2 separate regions of the Homo sapiens genome follow, and region 1 is linked to region 2. The links are chromatin contacts, found by Hi-C or POLR2A ChIA-PET in ENCODE. All regions are on one chromosome and are shown on one strand. Each heading gives the region's core, a stretch centred on a gene start or an enhancer-like site at or near the end of the contact. The rest is flanking DNA. Distances are from core to core; before and after follow the strand shown.

The links. A loop is a pair of places that touch in the nucleus more often than their neighbours do. ChIA-PET counts read pairs that join two places held with the same protein, here RNA polymerase II (POLR2A). Pooled maps may share reads with other maps.
Region 1: a loop to region 2 is called in a map with no recorded cell type, with 4 times the contacts of the local background. The contact joins the promoter of KCNAB1-AS1 here to the enhancer-like site in region 2. A Hi-C loop is called at or near these places in 29 of 168 maps with a recorded cell type or tissue (A673, B cell, CD4-positive, alpha-beta T cell and 22 more), 37 of 37 single-sample maps with no recorded cell type and 27 of 50 pooled maps. POLR2A ChIA-PET finds 5 or more read pairs at or near these places in 2 of 52 experiments (CD4-positive, alpha-beta memory T cell and GM12878).

The regions. Positions count from the first base shown.
Region 1 is chr3:156,444,719-156,448,368 of GRCh38, forward strand. KCNAB1-AS1 (KCNAB1 antisense RNA 1) reads right to left here and starts at 2,218. Exons shown (of 3, transcript NR_046618.2): 1 at 2,067-2,218; 2 at 1,316-1,378. All of the region lies in intron 2 of KCNAB1 (potassium voltage-gated channel subfamily A regulatory beta subunit 1), which reads left to right.
Region 2 is chr3:156,515,116-156,518,898 of GRCh38, forward strand. It overlaps KCNAB1 (potassium voltage-gated channel subfamily A regulatory beta subunit 1), which reads left to right. Exons shown (of 14, transcript NM_172160.3): 10 at 1-105; 11 at 1,155-1,249. Among named protein-coding and RNA genes, the nearest start is that of SSR3, 38 kb to the right of the region's middle. Within about 2 kb of position 1,376, at least 2 of the 41 ENCODE cell types and tissues checked have a DNase peak (open chromatin) inside an H3K27ac peak, as active enhancers do; they include ascending aorta, where a contact is called at or near this core.

The DNA of each region.
Region 1 (3,650 bases), core at 968-3,467, 70 kb before region 2:
CAGGCCAGATTTCTAAGAATTTGGTTCTGTTTGTTTTGTTTTGATTCTGCATGAAATAAAGAAGGTTAAGGTAACTATGTAGCTTCCCTCTCTTATTGAAATAACAGTGCCCTCTCTACACCATCCCGTGATTGCCAGGGTGCAGGAGCATGTCTGCTGGATTTAAATCCCAGCTTTTACTCCACCACTTACTAGTTATTTAAACTTTGGGCATGTCATTTAACCTCTGGAAAATAGAGATGGCAGCAATTGAGTAAAAGAAGAAGAAAGGCAAGTCAGGGTGTAAAGAAAAGGATGGGCTGGATGCTGTGGCTCACGCCTGTAATACCACCACTTTGGGAGGCTGCGGTGGGCGGATCACAGGGTCAGTAGTTCAAGACCAACATGGCCAACATGGTGAAACCTTGTCTCTAATAAAAATACAAAAATTGGCCGGGCACGGTGGCACGCGCCTGTAATCCCAGCTACTCAGGAGGCTAAAGCAGGAGAATTGCTTGAACCTGGGAGGCGGAAGTTGCAGTGAGCCCAGATTGTGCCACTGCACTCAGGCCTGGGTGACAGAGCGAGACTCTGTCTCTGAAACAAAAACCAAAACAAAGCACAAAGGAAAAGGATGAGATGCTACCGGTATGAGAAGAATATAAACTGTGGTTCTCAACCCTGACTGCAATTAGAGTTATCTGAGGATCTTTTAAAAATACTGATGCCAGGATTCCACTCCCAGAAATTCTGATTTCACTGGGGTGTGGTGAGGAATCAGGTCAGCAATACCATTTATATCCCCCCAGGATATTCAAATGCGCAGTTGTGGTTAAAAACCTCTTGTTGAAGATAGTGAGGAAAACAACCAACGTTCCACAAATGCTCTCTGGTTAGAGACACTTTCTTAGTAAGGGTGAGAATGCTTACTGATTGAACAAGCAATTATTACTCACTTACCCTGTGCCAGGCTCCAGTGCAATGGCTAAAATTTAAAATTTAAATTAAACTTAAACTTAGTCCCTGATCTCAGGATAGTTGCAGTCTAATGAGGAAGTCACAGCCAAAAATAAACTATGCGGTTACAATATAGTGTGGTCAATATGGTAATAGCAGTTAGTTCAAAATGGTAGGAGAAGAGTAAATGGAATGACTTCTTCTCCTTTCAAAGAAACCATAGAATCATGAAATAATAGAGATGAAGGAAGCTCAAGGTTCCTAATTTTGTGCATAAGGAAACAAGAAATCAAGAGATTGGAGGTTTCTCAGAGTCACAGAGTTAATGCAAGAGAACCTAAAAAATTCTAATGATGTAGCAAGACATACTTTAACTCACCAGGGGAAGTGCTAAGAAACTATGGCTTAGCAGCACTGGACTCTGAAGCTGGAGTTCTGGGTCCTGAAAAATAAGTAGAATTTGGACATAAAGGCATGGGGAAGGTTTAGATTTTCAGTGGAAGGCTCAGCCCATAGCTCAAAGGAGAACATGCTCACCAGGGTAATGACCTGGAGCTTAAGGATCTCAGGTGGTGGCCAACAGCTTAGGGCTCCCTCCTCCACATCAACTCTAGTTTTGGGCTTACACCTATTTCTTGCTGGATACGCAATTTAGAGGGATGCTCCCACCTCCAGTTCCACTCCTCTTTGGGGGTTATACTATACAACTGAGACATTGAACATGTTAATTTTACCTGGTGTATTGCTTAATTTCAATGTGACCTAGGGTTTGAACCTCTTATCTTAAATTCTTTAGTGACGTAACAGATTAACACCTCAAAATAGATGAAATGTCTCTCAATTATGACTACATTTGGTCAGTCTTGACTATATTAAGCTGCAGTTCACATGTGCTCTGTTTACCAAACTTAAAATCATTAAATCTATATTGAAATGTGTTGAATTGGCTCTCCATTCTCCCCATACTCTGACCTTGGTGTTCTCCTAGAGGTTTCACCTTCTCTCACACCCTACACATCCTTTTACACCAGTAAATACTATTGCTTCCCCTTCAAAATTTATCCAAAATTCAACCACTCCTCGCCATCCTCACTACCACCACCTTGGACCAAACCACTGTCATGTCTCACCTGGATTATGGGAACAGCCTCCTAACTGGTCCCCCATGTTTCAGCCTCGCCTCTGCAGTCTATCCTTAGCACAATAGCAGAGTGTTCCTTTTAAAAGAAAGTCAGATTGTGTCACTTCTGTATTCAAAATTATTCACTAGCCTTTCCTAGGTCCTTCCTATGATTGACATGACATGATCTGGCCCCCATGAACCTCACCTTCTCTTCTCTGGCCACACTGGCTTCCTCCTTGTCCTTGCTCATGTTGAGCAAGCCCCTACCTCACTGCTCCCTGCAACTGGAACACTCTCCCTCCAGATAAGCGCCTGGTGAGCCCCTTCACTTTCTTTAGGTCTTTTCTTGAAAGCTCCTTTCTTAGTGAATCTTATCTGGCCACCCTATCTAAAATTTCAATACTGATTCCTAGACATTTCATATACTCTATCCCTGCTTTATAAAATTGATTCTCTAACATTCATCAGTCAACATTATGTATTTTATTTTACATTTTATTTATTTGTAAAATTAACATTTATAAACACTATATATTTAACTTATTTTTGTTATTCCTTTTTCTTTACCCATATATCTGTTTCACGATGGGAGAAATAATTACCAGTTTTGTTCACTGTTGCATCCCAATAAACTAAGTACAACACCTGGCACACGGTAGACTCAATAAATACTTGTTGAATGAAAAAGTGAGGAAATGTTAACTGTGGCATAATAAATATTAATATTATAATTGCATTTACATATTCTCTTCTTGATAGCTATAATAATATATTCAAACCATAGGGAGACCAACCTGCACTATAGAATTTTATAACCTTAAGATGATTTAGACCCAAATTAAGGGACATTCTACAGAATACTTGATGAGTACTTTTAAAAGTGTCTACATCATGAAAGACAGGGAAAGACTGAGGAAGTGTCACATATTGGAGTGGATTAAGAAAACATACAATTAAATGCAATGTTGGATGCTGCTTAAGATCCTGGAAGAGAAAAAAAGACAATGAAATTCCAAAAAGATCTATTGTATTAGTACTGTACCCATGTTAATTCCCTGGTTTTGATAATTGCACTATGGTGATGTAAGATATTAAAATGATCTCATCTAAATGTCTAAATATCCTTTATACTCCAAGCAAGGCAGTCATTTAAATGGTAAACATGTTTTTTGAATGAGTACGCAAGAAGTAATTACCCTGATAATCACCAAACGATAATGAGGTAACCAAGATAGATGTGTGTGGTGGGCAGTTTTCTTCTTTTTACCTTTCATCCATCATTTTTCTGTGCTATGGTAGATTTACTCCAAGGAACCTAACACAGGTTTTCAAAGCAAATATTCCTTGGTCCATAAAGGGGTTTAATCAGAAGACACAAAATAGTTCAAAGAGTTATCTTTATACTCTCCCTTCTTTTAAAAGGTTAGAAATAACAATTGTCAGTTTAGTAAAATCATCTTGTAAATAACATCCCACTAATTTGAGATTACACAGTGAAATAATTGTATGCCATTCTAGGTCTCAGGAAAGCATGTTCTCATTAGAGGGAGAAAAATGGTTAAGAAAACTGTCACAGAGGGTTTTTGAGAAT
Region 2 (3,783 bases), core at 126-2,625:
CAAGACAGTTCAATATGATCCCACCGGTCTGTGAACAAGCTGAGTACCATCTTTTCCAGAGAGAGAAAGTGGAGGTCCAGCTGCCAGAGCTCTACCACAAAATAGGTAATCTTCAAAATAAAAGCTACTGAGTATTTTTAACAAGAGAAAGATCACTGATTCGGGGAAAAAATAAAAACAGTGTTATTGAAATGCTTTCCTAAATGTCCCTAATTAACATAGACATTGTAAGAACCATGCATTCCAGAGATTGTAGCAGAATCAAAATGTAGCAGAATCTGCATTTAGTCTACAGGGTATCACTGATGAAAGCCAAGCAGAGTTGTAAATTGTGACTGGTATTTCAGCTGTACTCAGCAGGTGTTCAAAAAAAAAATGCATACTGAATAAAAGGAACAACCAATGAATAAGTTCATTTTTCATTGGTGCTTGCTCGAGTAAACAATGACTACCTTTCAAAAAAAATCATGGATATATACATCTGTATCCACTACCCTGGCCCTGGCACTGAGTTAGAAATGGGAAATTCAACAACTATTAAGTCGGGTACTATACATTTGTGCAGATAGAACTAATGCCTTCAGAGACAGGGGAAATATATCTATATATAATATACCCAAGAAATTTAGACATTAGGAAAAGATGAACAAGCCACATTTTCAGGCTTATTTATCAAAAGTTTCCAGAAATAACTTTCTTCCTAAGAAACAGAAGTTCATATGAGCAGGAAAATTCTGGGAAAAGGAGAAAAAGATAAAACTTCAATAACAACCGTAATAATTGTTATTATTGCTCTCACTTATTGAGTGTTTACTATGTACCAGGTGTGTGCTCCTGCTGTGTACCAGGCACTATGTTAGGTACTAAATGGACAAGGACAACAAAACTTCGTGGATGAGCCACATTTTTCAGGCTTTCTGATATGCACTCCCAAGAACTGACAGTCCATGTTTAATTGGCTGATTAAAGAATGAAACACAATTTGTAAGCTCCTAAATTGTAATGGAAAAAAATGCATGCTGATATTAACTCATTTATCTGGCCAGCTTTTCCCTATAACCTACCAAATTCTGTTTAAACACTACTGCCCCCACCGCCACCCACCTTTTGATCCCAATTTGCACAAGCAACTTTCTAAGTTTTTTCTTCTGTAGGTGTTGGCGCAATGACATGGTCTCCACTTGCCTGTGGAATCATCTCAGGAAAATACGGAAACGGGGTGCCTGAAAGTTCCAGGGCTTCACTGAAGGTATTTTTCTCAATGTCTAGAAAAAAGCCTGGGAGTAGGAAGGAGGGAAGAAGGTTGGTAAGAACAGCTCTGCAGCAGCCTAGGGCTTCCCAGCTCAGGCTGACTGTGTTGTCCAGGCCAGTGGCCTCTGGCAGGTTCCCCTAAGCCTTCTGGAGGTCTTGGCTCCTGGCCAGGTATCAGTCAGTCCTTCATAATCTGACTGCGTTGAATATTCTCTTCTTCTGGGGACTAGGAAAAAAGTGCCCAGTGACCTGATTGGACTTGCAGGGCTCAAATTCCTACATTGTTTTTTATTCTTATATTAAAGAAAACATTCCATCATTTGAAACTGATAAAATGCAAAATCTCTTTTCTATATAAGAGGATTCTTACATTATTTCCTTTTCTTGACAAACAAAGTGTAAGCCATAAAGGCTTAATCCATATGAGGCCAAAAGTTGTAGCTGAGTATGGTTGACACTTTTTATTGTGTGTTGGGGGCAGTGGGTTAGAAGGGAAGACTTCAGGAGACAGATACATAGCAAAGCTTCTATCACTTAAAGCAGCTTAAATTCTGCTCTGAAGCAAAAAGATATTCAAGATCATTGACACAAAATTACCTCCATTCAGGACATCTTGATGACTAATTTATTGGAGAGTACTCAAAAATCTCTCCTTATTAATAACAACATGCCTGTTTTTAAAAACTTGAGAGAATGTGTAATAACATTAGAATCACAAATTACTCTCTATTGTCAAGGGAGAGAGAATACAGGCATTTAAAAAATCAGATAAACCGGAGTCCTTCTAAGAGGAAGTATAAGCCTGACACAACTTCTTGCCTCCATCAGCACTAAATTATTGGGAAAACAGCTCAAGTCAAGTCTGAACCACCAATCCTTTAATCATTGTGGCTGTGGCCACTGTGAGCTTCCCTAATCAGAACATTTTCAAGGCTCTAGGCCTTTGACTTTCCTTTCTCTGTGTAACAGTTGAGCTTTTGCTTGTTTGTTCTCTAAAATAATACAACATGAATACGTCCTAAAGCCTGATGACATGGTCCTATTTCTAGTTTTGTATTATTACAAAAAACAATTTTCCTAGAATATTAAATAAGGTCTTGCTTCTGAAAATTAAAGATTGTTCTGAAACAAGTCTAAACAAGTCAGCAAAGACAGACTAAAAGCATCTTAGGAAAGAAGGTATAAAAAGAGGAAGGCAAGAAGGGAGTGAAGAAGGAAGGAAAGGAAGAAGGGAAGCACTGAGAATTACAATTTTACTAAGTACCTACTATGTGCCAAGCACTGAGCTAAGTGTTTTCATTCATCAACTTTTATTCTCACAAACAGAATGGATACAGGTGACTTTTAGTCAGTTGAGCTAAGCATGTTGTCATATGTTCTTTCAGAGGCTTGCTGAAAAATTCAAAGCATTTCTATATATGCAGAGTGTTTGTTCTCACAATAACCTGCTGAGAGGCAGACCATTTTCAGATGCAGGAACTAAAACACGAAGACCTTAAATAACAATCCAAGACCATAAACTCGTAACAGAAAAGGCTGATATTAGAACCCAGGTCTCCTGGCTCTCAAGTTAATTGCCTCCCTCAAAGACATCTTTATTTCTCTTTAAACCCAGGTTTTTAAAGGAGGAAGAAGTAGCTATGATGTATTTGGAGTGCATGATTGTCTAACCTCCATCACTGTTTGAGAAAAGCTTGCAAACAGCTGAAAAATCTTTCACAAATTCACTAGTGAAAGGAAAAAGAAAAAAAGAAAGAGTAATGAATGTTTGAAGGTGGCTAAGCCCAAAAGCAGCTTGGGAAATATTTCTATTGGTGACTTTTATAAAGTCAACTCTGTATCTACTGGAACATCCTTAACAATAAACATTAAGAGCTCTCAACAGATGAAAGGTGGCTGATCACAAAGTATGCTTCTTTAGAGCTCTGCAGACTCTCAAGGCTCTACATTATCAATCTGAGTGTTTTCGGAGTAATATATGTGCACTTATGAAAGCCACTTGAGTATCGTTACCAGAGCAAAAAAATAAAAAGTAAAGGAGGCAAGTATCAGAGCAACCTTTGGAGTGAATGAGGATGCCATGAAAGAGAAAGAGAAAGAAAAGAAAAGAAAAGAAAGAAGGAAGGAAGGAAGGTTAATTAAATTAAAAGATAGATATCTGGGCAAGTAGATAAATAAATTGGTAACGTTCATCCCACCCTAAAAGAGAATAAGTAAATAGTTTGTGTTTCACATTGGCTATTGTTATACTGATAAGATTAAGATGTTAATATTTTGCATCTGTTGTAGTACTGAACTGCAATTGAAGGATAAATTAACTCAGCATAAAAAATACCTATCTAGGGCTCTTTTAGAAAGTAACACTCTTTTTCTGGATTTTCTGGGCCCCCTCCTCTGGCCCCACTACTCTAACAATGATTTCTAAATTTGTGTTATCAGCTCTGACTTCACTGCTGAACTGCACAGCACTCCTTCTTTGTGTCTATTAGACATCTCCAAGTAGAAGTCCCATGGGCATCAGTCATGCCTAAT